Linked DNA regions of Homo sapiens: region 2 is linked to region 1. A link is an interaction called in ENCODE POLR2A ChIA-PET data of the cell type or tissue named here. Cell type or tissue: PC-9. All regions are shown on one strand. Each heading gives the region's core, and the rest is flanking DNA. Links, peaks and the distances in the headings are about the cores only. Region 1 holds the start of CDKL3 (cyclin dependent kinase like 3). Region 2 overlaps LINC02999 (long intergenic non-protein coding RNA 2999).

Region 1 (8,331 bases), core at 220-8,219:
TTTCTGTCTAAAAACTTCAATCAGATTGACCAGGTTTTCGTGATGAAATTGCTATTGACAAAAGAAACAACACAAATTTTTAATTATTTCAAGCCTAACAATTTGTACATATAACGTGTAAATTTTGTAAAGAAACAGTCATATTCTTAGCTTTGTTCCATGCATTTCTTTTTTCTTTTTTTTGAGATGGAGTCTTGCTCTGTCGCCAGGCTGGAGTGCAGTAGCACAATCTTGGCTCAGTGCAACCTCCACCACCCTATTTCAATCAATCCTCCTGCCTCAGCCTCCTGAACAGCTGGGATTACAAGCGTGCACCACCATGCCCAGCTCATTTTTGTACTTTTAGTAGAAACAGGGTTTCACCATGTTGGCCAGGCTGGTCTTGAACTCCTGACCTCAGGTGATCCTCCTGCCTCAGCCTCCCCAACTCCTGGAATTGTAGGTGTGCACCATCATGCCCAGCCTATGTTCCATGCATTTCAACTGAAATTTCTCAACCAATGTGCTTCCATTCCTATTTTAAGAAAATGTAATCCATTTTATAATCAATATTTATAGGACAAAGTGAGATATATTACTTTATCTCAAGTTGGCATTTGGTTGCTTATTAAAATAATTTAATGTACTATAACTTAGTATTCTGTTGAAAGATATCCTGCTATTTTTAAACTTGGTTTGTGGTTAAATTTAACACCCAAAATTTAAAAGGCCCTTATGTTTTCAAATGAGCATGGATTTCAACACGATTAAGTATGTGATCTGAATTTATATAAATTAATTATTCTCTAATTTTAAACCTAAACTCTAGAAAGTAAACCATAAGTTCTAGGGAGCATCATAAATTCATTAGACTATAACAAAAGAACACCAAAATATATGCAAAATCTTCAGATATGTGAACTACCAATTTATAACCACAGAAACTTTACATAAATATGTAATTATTTGTGGGTGAACGTTTGCTCCTTGTCTGTACTCTTCTATTAAACAATTAACCACCTTTTTAGACTGGCAACAATTATTGCTAAAATAATTTTAAAATGTAAATGATGCCCATGTATCAGCTTAGGAAACAAATGAGATTTAATATTGTATGCTACTTATTCTATTTTTCATCACACTGACTTAATTATAATCAATTCTGAAATATTTAACCATTTTGTTCAAACTATCAAGAATATGTGTTCAATTAGCTAAAAATGAAGGGTTTTTTTTTGTTTTTTTTTTTAAGAGAACAAGTCTTGCTATATTGCCAGGCTGGTCTCGAACTCCTGGCCTCAAGTGATCTTCCTGCCTTGGCCTCCCAAGTTGCTAGGACTACAGGCATGAGCCACTGTTCCTAGCTCTAGAAAACTATACCTTTATGAAAATATATTTGCCTTCATTCCAATAACACAGTGTCAATTTTTCTACTTCTCTGTAACTAACGAAGAGACTAAAGTCCTTAAAACATGACTAGAGAAAAACATCCAAAATATAACACCAGATTCCTTTCCTTTTTGCTCCAAATTTCCCTGGTTGGCAAGATGCCACAGTGCTGCAGCAATAGCATATTGACAGCAGTGAAAAGAATTGACTGTTGGCTGGGCATGGTGGTGCACACCTATAATCCCAGCACTTTGGGAGGCTGAGGCGGGCAAATCACATGAGGTCAGGAGTTCGAGACCAGCCTGGTCAACATGGTGAAACACCGTCTCTACTAAAAACACAAAAATTAGACCAGCGTGGTGGTGGGCACCTGTAATCCCAGCTACTAGAGAGATTAAGAGAGGAGAATCGCTTGAACCCAGGAGGTGGAGGTTGCAGTGAGCCGAGATTGTGCCATCGCACTCCAGCCGGGGTGACAAGAGTGAAACTCCGTCTCAAGGAATTGATTGCTTTTGGACACTACCATATTAATCCTCTACTTAAGGAAAATTACTGGTTTCCTGTCCAGTCTTTATTTTAAAGGCAAAAGCAGTGAAAGTAGGGAAGGGGTAATATGAATAAGCATTGTAGAAGATCCATTCAGGGATGAGGAATTAGGTACAGTATTTACTCAGATAAACCATGAAATGAAATCCCTAGAAATGCTCTAGTACCCCTCTTCAAGTTGTTTAATTTTTTCTCCATTACTAGACAACTTTTCTACAGATATTCTCACTAATTACTCTAACTGTAATTTATTTAATGAAATTCTAGCATAAAAATTTAGTTTGGGTCAGGCCGGTGGCTCACTTCTATAATCCCAGCACTTTGGTAGGCCAAGGCAGGCGGATCACCTGAGGTCGGGAGTTCGAGATCAGCCTGACCAACATGGAGAAACGCTGTCTCTACTAAAAATACAAAATTAGCCTGGCATGATGGTCCATGCCTGTAATCCCAGCTACTCAGGAGGCTGAGGCAGGAGAATCGCTTGAACCCGGGAGGCCGAGGTTGTGGTGAGCTGAGATTGTGCCATTACACTGCAGCCTGGGCAACAAGAGTGAAACTCTGTCTAAAAAAAAAGTAATTTGAATTAAGTAATTATGACAAGTTTTTTAGACTAAGAATATTAACTAGTCCAAGAAATCTCTCCAGTGGAATTAGATTACATCAAATTTAAAATCCTATAAAAAGCCAGTGAGTGCCAGGTGCAGTGGCTCACACCTGTAATCTCAGTACTTTGGGAGGCTGAGGTGGGCAGATCACATGAAGCCAGGAGTTCTAAATCAGCCTGGGCAACATGGTGAAACCCCGTCTCTACTAAAAATACAAAAATTAGCTGGGCGTGGTCGTACGTGCCTGTAATCCCAGCTACTTGGAGGCTGAGGCATGAGAATTGCTTGAACCTGGGAGGCAGAGGTTGCAGTGAGCCAGGATCGTGCCACTGCACTCCAGCCTGGGCGACAGACAGAGTAAGACTGTCTCAGAACAATAACAACAACAATAACAAAAAGCCAATGAGAATAGTTAGGGTATCTCAAAATTATCTGCATAACAGTTGTTACAGTAAAACACATATTCAAGTTCATCTCTGTATTGTCACATACTGGTTAGTTTTCCAAAATGATTAAATAGAAAAAAAATAATCAATTTAAGTGCAACAGTTGAAGAAAGAGCAAGAGATACTGCCTTGGGGGAAAAAAATCTCCTAATCAGATTTTCATTCACAGTACACAATTGCCTTATCTATAGTATTATGTTTTAGGTCATCAGGACATGAACTGATATCTTTCACAAAATCATAACATCTTTACTGACTCACTTTTCATTGTCTAGAAATAGAGCTGTTCTATTTATTTATTTATTTGAGATGGAGTCTCGCTCTGCTGCCCAGGCTGGAGTGCAGTGGCGTGGTCTCGGCTCACTGAAACCTCCGCCTCCCGGGTTCAAGTGATTCTCCTGCCTCAGCCTCTTGTGTAGCTGGGATTACAGGCCCCTGCCACCATGGCCGGCTTTTTTTTTTTTTTTTTTTTTGAGACAGAGTCTCACTCTGTCGCCCAGACTGGAGTGCAGTGGCGCAATCTCAGCTCACTGCAACCTCCTCCTCCTGGGTTCAAGCAATTCTCCTACCTCAGCCTCCCGAGTAGCTGGGACTACAGGCACACACTGCCATGCCTGGCTAATTTTTTGTGTTTTAGTAGAGACAGGGTTTCACCATGTTGCCCAGGCTGGTCTCGAACTCCTGAGCTCAGGCAATCCGCCCGCCTCGGCCTCCCAAAGTGCTAGGATTACTGGCGTGAACCACCGCGCCCAGCGTAGAGCCATTCTAATAATCCACAGATGCCTAATATATTTCCTCAAATTAGGCCAGGCACAGTGGCTCATGCCTGTAATCCTAGCTCTTTCACAGGTCCAAGACAGGAAGATCGCTTAAGCCCAGGTGATGGAGGCTGCAGTGAGCTATGATCATGCCACTGCGCTGCAGCCTGGGCAACAGGGAGACTCCATTTCTTAAAAAAAAAAAAAAAAAAAAAGAGAGAGAAAGAAGGCAAATTGATCCATCATATCTCATATAGACTTACAAAGAAAGAAGAAAATATTATTTTTGTATCAGATAAAGCAAACAAGAACATCTGCTGCATATGAAACAGCTATACTATATCGTCAAGATCATAAACCTTAAAGGATGTAAATAGATTCCAATAAATAGAATACATACTTATTTAAATATTTTTAAAATCATTAATTTTCTACCCCAACCCTAAGGAATGTTAATGCTCCTTTCTCCACACTCCTCAGTTGTTTCTCCTGGGCTGAACTGTCACACCTACATAGGATTCTGTCTTCTTCCCTGATCTCTCCTGATATTGTTCCTCATTTCTAAAAGCCTACTGGTAATCTTTACTTAAATGTACTCCTGTCACCTCAAATTCAACATTTCCAAAATTGAAGTACTTCCCAAACCATGTCTCTTTTGAGTCTTTCGTATTTCTATCAATTGTATCAATCACTGAACCTCAGAGACCTTTGACTCCTTCTATAGTCTTTCTATAGTCTTCTACACTCTTTCATGTCTTTTTTTTTTTAGACAAGGTGTTGCTCTGTTGCCCAGGCTGGACTGCAATAGTGTGATCTCGGCTCACTGCAACCTCCTCCTCTTGGGTTCAAGCAATTCTTCTGCCTCAGCCTCCCGAATAGCTGGGATTACAGGCATGCACTACCATCCCCGGCTAATTTTTGTATTTTTAGTAGAGATGGGGGTTTCACTACATTGGCCAGGCTGGTCTCGAACTCCTGACCTCAGGTGATCTGCCTGCCTCAGCCTCCCAAAGTTCTGAGATTACAGGCGTGAGCCACAGCGCCCTTTTTTTTTTTCTTTTGAGATGGAGTCTCACTCTGACGCCCAGGCTAGAGTGCAGTGGCGTGATCTCGGCTCACTGCAACCTCCACCTTCTGGGTTTGAGCGATTGTCGTGCCTCAGCCTCCTAAGTAGCTGGGATTACAGGGGCGCGACACTATGCCTGGCTAATTTTTTTTTTTTTTTTCCTTTTCTTTTGAGACAGAGTCTTGCTCTGTCGCCCAGGCTGGAGTGCAGTGGCGCTGTCTTGGCTCACTGCAAGCTCCGCCTCCCGGGTTCACGCCATTCTCCTGCCTCAGCCTCCGCAGTAGCTGGGACCACAAGCACCCGCCACCTCGCCCGGCTAATTTTTTGTATTTTTTAGTAAAGACGGGGTTTCACCGCGTTAGCCAGGATGGTCTCGATCTCCTGACCTCGTGATCCACCCGCCTCAGCCTCCCAAAGCGCTGGGAGCGTGAGCCACCGCACCCGGCCTTAATTTTTTTTGTTTAATTTTTAGTAGAGACGGGGTTTCACTATGTTGTCCAGGACGGTCTTGAACCCCTGACCTCAGGTGATCCACCCGCCTCGGCCTCTCAAAGTGCTGGGATTACAAGCGTGAGCCACCGCACCCGGCCTCATGTCTTTTTTTTTTGTTTTTTACAATACAGCATGTTCTAACTTTACTTTTCATTCACATTGCTGCATTTTAGCAAGGGTCCTCAGACATTTTCCAAAATTCCTTAATTGAACTCCTAACAGACCTATTTTTACTCTTAGTCCTCCAATCTATTCTGCACAATAGTGGTAGATTAAAATTTACATTTCTTTACACTGAATTCAAAACCTTCACGACTTTCCACCTCTTACAAAATCAAGTTTTGACTCCTTAGCCTAAAAGACTTTAAAATCTACCTCCAATTTACTGTTCTAATATACCTCTTTCCAATTCTGCTCAGAAAACTCTACAGGCACATGTCTTTGCTCTTTGTCCTTTCCACTTTGCCCTTTATCCTTTGTCCTTCTTTAGTCTCTTTTGAGTTTATGTTGTTCCTCTAACCTAGAACACAACAGTTTCTCCCTCTTATCTAAACCCTCCACATCCTTCAAAGCCAAATTCATGTCCCATTTCCTCAAAAAAACTTTCCCTACCAGGGAAAGGACTTTGTGTTGATTCCTTGGCATTTATTATGAGCCACTTTTTATTCAGTATGATTTTCATATACTCTCCTTTCTGATTAAATTATAGAAGTCTTTAAGGGCAGGAACTATCTTTTACCTCCTTATAGTCTCAGTACCTAGCACCATGCCTTGCACATAGCAGAAATTTTTATTAAGTATTATACTTGAATATTTCTGAATAATTATTAAACAATATTGGTGTAGCTTTTGTTACATACCCCAAAACACATATATCTTGTATCACTATAAAATTACAAAATGTAGATAAGATAGAGTATTACACTTGTTTCTCCATAATATGAATCAGTACGTGTGAACTAAAATATTTTATGCAATTTTTTATTCCATAACAATTTTTTCTTTTGACTTAGATGATTAAGGCAAAAGAAGCAAACCTTTAGAAACTTTATTTCTCTCATCGCAATTTTGTTGACAGATTGTTCTGGTCTCTCATAAAATATCTTAATGGCCACTATCTGCCCAGTATTCTTATGTTTACATTTCATGACTGTTCCGTAACTTCCCTCTCCCACTTTTCCAAGGGTTTCATACATCTCCATTTTCAAGCTGGGCTTTTACTACTTTATAGAAATAAAGAAAGAAAATGGAAAATGTTAAACGTTTATACTTTTATTTATTAAAACTAGATAATGCATATCCACAATAAACCCACAGTCTCAAATATAGAGACATTAAAAAAAAAAAAGGAATCTTTTCCACTGAGCCTTTTTGTCTTTGGGAACTAAAGACAGCTTGAGTAAGGTGTCCTTCTGAGGCTCCACCTCTCACCAGAACTTAGGGGTACTCCTGCTGTCTCGGTCATGCCCATCAACACTGAGACTACCACACTATAAGTCACCATCCATCAAGCATGGGGTCCCTACACTTCCTGTCATGTTCCTGTCAAATAATAGGTTCCCGCACTACTGCAGTCGCCCACTTATCAGGCCCAAGGTCCTAAAAAAAGCCTGGTCTCGCCCGCAACTCAAACCACACGTCTTAGGATGCCGGACCGGCGTCACGCCCCACGTCCCGCTGTTGACTTTATCCAAACAGCCGCCGCCGCCTCAGCCCATTCTGTGGTCCCGCTGGTCTGGCTCTGCGTAGTTCCAGTGGAGCCACCGAACACTGATACTACTTTGTTGCTCAGCCCCGCAAGGAACCGGCCACTTGCCACCATGGAAACGCCGGCGGAGTTGCTGCGTTCTAGACTCGTGCGCAAGACCGGAACATGGGCAGGGTCCCGACCCGGAAGGGGAAGTGGGAAGAAACGGAAACCTACTCTGGGTAGGCGCAAGGTGGAAGAGTGCTGTGCTTGGGAATGGGGGAGGGGAGTACAGATTGCTGTCGCAGCTGAGCCTCCTCACAAGGTTGCTTTTGAATGTGGATAGGAAGGATCTGCATCTTTTTTTTTTTTTTTTTTTTTTTTGAGATAGTCTAGCTCTGTCGCCCAGGCTGGACTGCAGTGTCGCTGATCTTGGCTCACTGCAACCTCCTCCTTCCAGGTTTAAGTGATTTTCCTGCCTCAGCCTCCCGAGTAGCTGGGATTACAGGCGTGTGCCACCACGCCCGGATAATTTTGTATTTTTAGTAGAGACGGGGTTTCTACCATGTTGGCCAGGCTGGTCTCGAACTCCCAACATCAGGTGATCCGCCTGCCTCGGCCTCCCAAAGTGCTGGGATTACAGGCGTAAGCCACCGCCCCCGGTCAAGATGGTTCTTAAATCAAAAACTTTTCTTGAACACTTGCCATATGCCTTTTAATTTTTTCCAACTGCTAGTAATCTTTTTTAAAGAAAAAAAACCTCCCTCACCACATGTCAAACTCTAGGAAAGCAAGTAATTCGAAGAGTTCCACCATATACGAAATGATGTACAAGAGCACGGAAATAAAGAGGCCAGTGTCTAACTGCTTAAGTAGACATAGAGTTCAACTGGAATGACAGTCCCTAATGAATAACCACCATATCACTAGACCAAGTGCCTAGGGAGTGCTTTCTTTATTGAATAGGGCTTTCTTTGCTTTCTTCTATAAAATGAGTTAAATGTAAAAAAGCGAAATCTCGCTATGCTTCCGCTAAATAAGAGGAAAGGCATTATTTAATAAATCTAGTCTGGTGGGTCCCACCCAGCATGCATATTTAAATCACACCTGGAGAGCTTTTAGAAAGCATCCCAACCCCCACCTCCACACCCCTGCCCCAATGCCAGAGCACCTGATTTAATTGGGATAGCGTAAATAAATTAGTATTTTTGAAGCTTCTCAAGTTTTTTCTATGCTGCTAGGGTTTATATTGAGAGAAAGGAGAAGTGGTCATCGTTTTCATTGATCACCTAAAATATTCAGAATTGTCTTTTCTTTGAAGGTTATTCAGACGGGCGCAGTGGCTAACGCCTGTAATCCCAGC
Region 2 (8,331 bases), core at 240-8,239, 64 kb after region 1:
GATGGCATCTTGCTATATTGCCCAGGCTGGTCTGGAACTCCTGGGCTCAAGTGATCCTCCTACCTCAGCCTCCAAAATTGCTGGGATTACACGCACGAGCCACTGTGCCCTGCTGAGCATAACCCTTTGTCCTCCAATCACATTACTCCACAACTGTCCATGTTCCGACAAACCTAAGCATACAAGGCAGGCAGATTATCTGAGGCCAGGAGTTCAAGACCAGCCTGGCCAAAATGGCCAAACCCCATCTCTACTAAAAATACACACACAAAAATTAGCTGGGGGAGGTGGTGCACACCTGTAGTCCCAGCTACTTAGGAGGCTGAAGGAGGAAAATCACTTGAACCAGGGAGGTGGAGGTTGCAGTGAACTTAGATGGCACCACTGTACTCCAGCCTGGGCAACTAAGAGAGGCTCCATCTCAAAAATACAAAACAAAACAAAACAAAACAAAAAACCTTAAGCATAAAAATACACAATTTTACCTGCTTTTTGAGTCCTCATTTCTGAAGACTACTGTGTCATGTAAAACTTATATAAATTTGTGGGCTGGGTGCAGTGGCTCACACCTGTAATCCCAGCACTTTGGGAGGCCAAGGCAGGCGGATCACCTGAGGTCAGGAGTTTGAGACCAGCCTGGCCAACATGGTGAAATCCCGTCTCTATTAAAAATACAAAAATTAGGCAGGGCGCAGTGGCTCATGCCTGTAATGCCAGCACTTTGGGAGGCTGAGGCGGGTGGATCATGAGGTCAGGAGATTGAAACCATCCTGGCTAACACAGTGAAACCCTGTCTCTACTAAAAATACAAAAAAAAAAAATTAGCTGGACGGGGTGGCAGGTGCCTGTAGTCCCAGCTACTCGGGAGGCTGAGGCAGGAGAATGGTGTGAACCCGGGAGGCGGAGCTTGCAGTGAGCCAAGTGAGCCACTGCACTCCAGCCTGGGCGACAGAGCGAGACTCCGCCTCAAAAACAAACAAACAAACAAAAAATACAAAAATTAGCCAGGCATGATGGTGGGCACCTGGACTCTCAGCTACTTGGAAGGCTGAGGCACGAGAATCACTCAAACCCGGGAGGCGGAGTTTGCAGAGTGGAGAGTCTGTCTCAAAAAAAAAAACAAAAAACAAACAAACAAAAAACTGGATCCACCAAAGAAAACAACTGTTTTCCATCACCTCCCATGTATCTCATTATCTACTGCAAAAAAGAAGATTGAGGAATATAACCCTACCTGGACTGACCTTTTCACAAGATCATGTCTGTTTCTAAGGCTCACTCAACTGCAAAGAGGATCATTTACAGCTTAATTTCTGTTCTCCAAGGTCCATTCATTCTCCCTAATAATCATTTATTGCCCCTCAAAAGAATGACCTACATTTCCCCTCCTCTGTGAATAAAGTTATATAAGCATCTGGGGGCATCTGGGCACCATAGGATTATTTGGGTAATCACTTCGTGATCCCCAATTTCCCCCTCCCATCAATAAATATGTATGCCTTTTTCTCCTATTAATCTGCGCGTTTTGTCAGTTCATTTTCAGTGAATCTTCAGAGGGTGAAGGGGGAAGTTTTTCCCCCTTCACCTCTGAAAACTGAACTTCTACCGACATCTAGGGTTTTTCCTTTTTTTTTTTTTTTCTGCTCTGTTGCCCAGGCTGGAGTGCAGTGGCATGATCTCAGCTCATGGCAGCCTCTGCCTCCCGGGTTCAAGCAATTCTCCTGCCTCAGCCTCCAAAGTAGCTGGGACTACAGGTGCCTGCCACCACGCCCGGATAATATTTTTGTATTTTTTTTTAGTACAGTCAGGGTTTTGCTATGTTGGCCAGGCTGGTCTCGAACCCCTGACCTCGTGATCCACCCACCTCAGCCTCCCAAAGTGCTGGGACTACAGGTGTGAGCCACCACACCTGGCTTTTTTTTTTTTTTTTTTTTTTTAACTGGGGACACACAGCCTTTGGTGGAAGCTCACAGCAGCTTTGACCTCCTGGACTCAAGCAATCCTCCTACCTCAGCCTCCTGGGTAGCTGGGACTACAGGTGCGCCACCACGCCCGGCTAATTTTATTTAAATTTTTCATAGAGACAGGGTTTTGTCATGTTGCTCAGGCTGGTCTTGAATTCCTATGCTCAAGCAATTCTTCTGCCTTAGCCTCCCAAAGTTTGGGGATTACAGGTGTGAGCCACCGTGCCCAGCCCTCATGCACACTTTTAAAGTTTTTACTACGTTTTGCCAAATCCAGGTTTATACCTAAGTTTCCATACCTACGAGTTGCAGGCTTACTCTTTAAAGCTGGTGAACAGCTACAGCAATCATTACTCTCACATTCTTGAATTTCCAGACTCTTTTGAGCAGTCTCTTTCCTCTTTGTGCAGCCCCCCAGCTCTGTGGCTGATGTTCAATAGAAGTGCCTGGCCCAGAGGCCCTGGCACTGAAACGTGGGGCTGGAAAACAGCTGGTCCTTTTTTTATTTTATTTTATTTTTTTGAGATGGATTTTCACTCTGTTGCCCAGGTTAGAGTGCAGTGGCATGATCTCGGCTCACTGCAACCTCCACCTCCCTGGTTCAAGCAATTCCCCTGCCTCAGCCTCCTGAGTAGCTGGGATTACAGGCACATGCCACCATGGCCAGCTAATCTTTTTGTGTTTTTAATAGAGATGGGGTTTCACCATGTTGGCCAGGCTTGTCTTGAACTCCTTATCTCAGGCAATCCACCCGCCTGGGCCTCCCAAAGTGCTGAGATTACAGGCGTGAGCCACCGCGCCCAGCCTTCCAGCTGGTCCTTATTTATCCTCCAGCACTTTCAGCTGTTCTGTTCCGATTTTGATCCATGCAACGCGGGGGATGGGGGGACAATCCAACAGGTGAATCCTCTCCCACCCCCAGAAATGGCTCAAGGAGACCTCCTAGTGGGTTACAGGACCACTGAGCCATGGACCCCAGGGTCACCTTTCTTCCCACCACAGTCAAGCTCAGCACATAACTTAAATGCATAGTGGTCCCGGAAGTGTCAAGGAGAACAAAATGCCCATTTTTTTCCCTCCATACACAGCAAAACTGTTCTAATACAGCCAAATGAACTGGAGAAGCAGTTTTATTCTTGCCCTTCCTGCCGAGGAAAAACTGAAAATGCAGGTGCCGAGAAAATACTAAATGGAGGCCAGAGGCGGTGGCTCACGCCTGTATTCCTAGCACTTTGGGAGGCCAAGGTGGGTGGATCGCCTGAGGTCAGGAGTTCGAGACTAGCCTGGCCAACATGTTGAAACCCCATCTCTACTAAAAATACAAAATTAGCCAGGCATGGTGGCAGGCGCCTGTAATCCCAGCTACTTGGGAGGCTGAGGCAGGAGAATCGCTTGAACCCGGCAGGCGGAGGTTGCAGTGAGCCGAGATTGCGCCATTGCACTTCAGCCTGGGTGACAGAGCAAGACTCTGTCTCAAAAAAAAAAACCTAAGTAGAGAGTGCTCTTGGAGCAGGGTTTCCAGCCTTTCAGAGGAAAGTTGGAAAACGCTAAAAGTTTTCAAACTTTGGGATCTTCAGCTCTTACAGAAGTATCTAAATCCCAGCTACTTGGGAGGATCCCTTGAGCCCAGAAGTCCAAGGCCAGCCTAGGCAATGTGGCAAGACTTGTCTCTAAAAAAAAAAACAAAACAAACAAACAAACAAACAAAAAAACGTAAATTCTAGGTTGGGCACGGTGGCTCACGCCTGTAATCCCAGCACTTTGGAAGACCAAGGCAGGTAGTTTACTTGAGGTCAGGGGTTCGAGACCAACCTGGCCAACATGGTGAAACCCCCTCTCTACTAAAAATACAAAAATTAGCCGGACATGGTGGTGCGTTGCCTATAATCCCAGCTACTTAGGAGGCTAAGGTGGGAGAATCAGTTTAACCCCGGGGGCGGAGAGCTGCAGTGAGCAGAGATCGTGCCACTGCATACCAGCCTGGGCAACAGAGTGAGACTCTGTCCCAACAAAAACAAAACAAAACAAAACATAAATTCTGACTATTCCTTTCCTAGGGCTTCTCCAGCACCCCGACTCTCCAACAGCACTGGGCTTTCACAAGGACAAATAATATGCAAAACTTTTTGGGAGTCTACTTACGATAATTGCCTTAAATTAACATCACAAAGCAATGGAAATTGCATTCCCCTAAGGCTTCTTACTGCAGGAAGTTACCCAGCTCCTGACTGCAAAGGTAGTGACGATTAAAGTCAGGTTGGTTAGCTTCTGTCTTGCAAAGCTTGTCTGTTAATCCATTACTTGTGTTCATATAAAATGGCATTTCTATATCAAAATGCGTGAATGTTTTAACCTTTTGTAAATATAAGCTTATTTTTTTCTGTTGAATCAGACAAGTCTTTCCTCTGCCAGAAACCTTAAAACTGGTATTCTTAAAACAGTATTCTACTAGCTGCTTTTACTTTACTGGATCGATGTTCAGCTTTCAGATCACAGAAAGTCAGTCCTTCACTATTTTGCTAGCCTCAGGCCATACCAGGAGAATTTCAGTGTGAGTGTCTTATTTTAAGCCTAGCATCGGTGAACTAAAGTGCTCACAGGAAGATGGAGGAGAACTGCAGACCAGGTTACTGGAGGAGCAGAGGATGCAGTTCCAGAAGCCCTGTAATGTCTTCAGACCTTTGAAGGCTGTTTTGTAGAAGATGGCTTGTTCTTCCTTAATTTTCAAGGTAAGCATAGGGCCAAAGAGTGAGAGCTATATAAAGCTAGATTTCATCTTTAAATGGAAGACCTTTAAACAATTAGAGCTGTCTGAAAGATATAAAAACTTTCTGGGATTGAACTGAGCTCCTAAGTCATTGGGAGAATTCAAAAGAATGGCCATCTCACAGGTCTACAATACATGCATGATTGAACATGATTAAATATTTTACATGATTATTTTATAATTAAATATATATATATGGACACAGCCATTTGTTTTTAGAAAGCTTTGAAAATGTTTAAGCAAACTTAAACATTTTTATTTTATTTTATTTTTATTAAATAGAGACAGGGTCTCACTGTGTTGCCCAGGCTCGTCTCAAAACTCCTGAACTCAAGCAATTCTCCCACCTCGACCTCCTAATAAGCAAACGCTTGTTATTCTGACCACTAGTTTGTAGAATAGAGCCATGTGGCTAATCATCTTAATCCCACTTGGGTTTCTGAAACCCTTTGCCTGGCTGGCTGTTGTTGACACTATAGGGGCAAAGAAGGAAAGCTTCTGCCTTTACCTTCTGAAGGTTCACTGAAAATGACAAAAGGCAGGTAGGAGAAAAAGGCATACAAATTTATTTAACATGCAGAGCACAGGGGAACTGCATGAGAATGATTACCCAATAACCCAATGAGGCCTAGAGGTTTATAGACCCTTCTTCATGGAGGAAGGAGACATGAGGGTGTAGGAGTAAAAGATTTTTAGTGGGGAATGAATGGACCCAGAAGGCAGACTTTATCTTGTGAATGATTCTCTGGCAATTTAACAGGCAGGAGAACAAACAATGGTTTGGGAAGAAGTTTGTCTGGGCTGTAGCTATGGTGTTTAATGTTCAGTCTCTTCCTTTGTGATAGAAGTTTTAATTTTCTCTGGTTAATGAAATTTCAGGGAAGGGATCAAAGGCAAATTGTGTTCCTCTTTGGGGGTCCAGTTTCTAGGTAGATAAGGGAATTCAGAGAACAGCTTCATTCTGTGCTTTGGGAGAGACAGGATCAGAGAGAAAGGGAGGTAGGGGGAGGTCAGAGGGAGACCCTGGCACTGAGGATTATTTCTGAGGCCTTTCAATTTTCAAAGCAGTCAGCATGCCGAAGCATCATATTTTGGGGTATGGCTCTCTGTGCTCCAACATCTGCTGAAAAAAAGGAATAATTAATGTCAAAACAATAAAAATGCTTTATATTTGTATTCTTCTGTATTTGTACATATCCAGATTTTAGCTGTTTCTCTTTTACTGTATAAATTTATGTATTTCCAAATTACATATGTATATATTCCAGAGATGATTTTAGCTTTCAGGAGGACTCATCTGTTTCCTTAGTCTTAATTCTATTAACACCAAAGGATAGCTTCCTGAGCATAAAAGGGAGAAAATTATTCCATTCCTACCTTTAGTCACTGGTGATAGAGATCACTCCACAATTGAAGAACAAAATCCTCCTCTGAGAGTGAAACTCTTAAATAAAGCACATTTTAGACAAGATTAAGCAACTATGTAAGAAATTTGCCTAAAGAGATATTTTTTCCATAAAAAGCAAAAGATAGTGACATGGATGTCATCTCACTCCTGAATTTAGCTAAATGGAGGTCATTTCTCATCCTGCCCTGCCCCCTCTCAGGAGGAAGAAGGCAGCCCAGGGATGGTGATAACCTACAGAAGCCTTGGGCTCAGCTCCTAAGCCCTAAGGGACAGATGGAGAAAGGAGGACCAGAGGGAGGGGAAAGAGGTGGGGGAGGCGGAGTGTGCTGCTGCAGGTCGCAGGGCAAGACCTGCACTCCCTTAAGTATGTATGCTTCTAGGCTCACAGAGACTGGCCAGGGGCTGGTTGGCATCACACCATACACATCTGTACTAGATACCAAATCACTGCTCATCCTCGACCAGAATGTTTAGTCAGTTAGTTGTGAATATCAATTGCAGAAGAACGTTCTGGTTTCAGTATCTCTCTTTGGTCACAGTCCTAGTTTGTGTGGTTAAAGAAAAAAGAGTCCACTTTTTAGGTTTCCAGATTTAGCAAACAAATAGAATATAAAAATACAAGAGGACGAGTAAAATTTGAATTTCAGAAAAATAATAAATAACATTTTAATGTGAAAATATCCTAAATATATTTTATCTGGCAACTCTATCATATTTTCCAATCAAGAGTTAAGCCTTGGGGCCAGGCATGGTGGCACACACTTGTAATCCCAGTACTTTGGAAGGCTGAGGCGGGCAGATCACTTGAGGTCAGGAGTTCGGGACCAGTCTGGCCAACGTGGTGAAACCTCCTGTCTACTAAAAATACAAAAAAAATTAGCCAGGTGTGGTGGCACATGCCTGTAATCCAGCCACTCAGGAGGCTGAAGCAGGAGAATTGCTTGAACCCAGGAGGAGGAGGTTGCAGTCAGCTGAGATCACGCCACTGCACCCCAGCCTGGGCAACAGAGCGAGACTCTGTCTCAGGAAAAAAAAAAAAGAAAGAAGATGAGAAAGAGAAAAGTCAGCATAACGGAAATAAATCAGAGACATAAGTAATCAACGACTAACACTTTTTGCTATTTTGTTTTTCTCAATTTAAATTTTTTTCTTTTAAAAATTACCTTTTATTTTTGTGAAAATAATGTAAATACACACAAAAATTAAAAAGTCAAAAGGGACTGGGCACAGTGGCTCATCTGGGTTATACCAGCACTTTGGGAGGCCAAGGAGGGAGGATCACTTGAGGCCAGGAGTTCTAGACCAGCCTGGGCAACATAGTGAGATCTTGTCTCTCCAAAAAAAAAATTTAGCTGGACATGGCAGCGTGCACCTGTAGGCCTAGCTACTTCAGAGGCTGAGGTGGGAGGATTGTATGAGCCCAAATGTTCAAGGTTGCAGTGAGCTATGATCCTACCTCTGCACTTCAGCGTGGGTGACAGAGTGAGAACCCAACTTAAAAAAAAGTCAAAAGTACTAAAAGGTGTATGATGAAAAATAGCAGTGCACTGTTCTACCCAATCCCACTCAATCCCATCCCTGCTCTGATCCCCAGAGGTAGTCAGTTCATCCTTTTCCGTTGTTTTTCCCAGTTTTAACTGCCTCCCATATTCCTAAAAATGCCTATACTGCTATTTTGTTGATTTGTCAGCTTTGGACATTACCTACCTTCTTTTTCTTTCTTTTTTCTTTTTTTTTTTTTGAGATGAGTCTTGCTCTGTTGCCCAGGCTGGAGTGCAGTGGCGCTATCTTCACTCACTGCAACCTCTGCCTCCCAGGTTCAAGTGATTCTCCTGCCTTAGCCTCCAGAGTAGCTGGGACTACAGGCGCACGCCACCATGCCTAATTTTTGTATTTTTAATAGAGACGGGTTATGTTGGCCATAATTTTTAATAGAGACGGGTTTCACCATGTTGGCCAAGATGGTCTCAATCTCTTGACCTCATGATTGGCCTGCCTCGTGCTCCCAAACTGCTGGGATTACAGGTGTGAGCCATTGCACCTGCCCTGAAAATATCTTTTTACTGTACCATTCCTCTTGACTAATGGTTTGGGTTTAGATCTCTAGGCTGTAAATCATTCTCACTCAGAATTCTGAAGGCCTTGCTCCATTCTGCTCCAGCTTCCAGCACTGCTCCTGAGAAGCCTACTCC

The links. Peaks named below come from ENCODE experiments on the same cell type or tissue, not always from the same donor. Only the 100,000 strongest peaks of a DNase experiment are listed, where the experiment ranks them.
Region 2: POLR2A ChIA-PET joins it to region 1 with 13 read pairs; 21 of 35 experiments call an interaction of 5 or more read pairs at or near these places.

Annotation. Positions count from the first base shown.
Region 1 is chr5:134,360,041-134,368,371 of GRCh38, forward strand. It overlaps CDKL3 (cyclin dependent kinase like 3), which reads right to left and starts at 7,131. Exons shown (of 13, transcript NM_001113575.2): 1 at 6,937-7,131; 2 at 6,319-6,504; 3 at 1-51. The coding sequence starts at 6,483. In PC-9, for the core only: no CTCF peak of the experiment used is centred there; a DNase peak (open chromatin) is centred at 7,161; H3K4me3 peaks cover 2,273 bases; H3K27ac peaks cover 820 bases.
Region 2 is chr5:134,423,777-134,432,107 of GRCh38, forward strand. It overlaps LINC02999 (long intergenic non-protein coding RNA 2999), which reads right to left. Exons shown (of 3, transcript NR_105044.1): 2 at 6,109-6,175; 3 at 5,275-5,854. Among named protein-coding and RNA genes, the nearest start is that of LINC02999, 7.1 kb to the right of the region's middle. RefSeq lists a silencer at 2,609-2,809. In PC-9, for the core only: no CTCF peak of the experiment used is centred there; no DNase peak of the experiment used is centred there.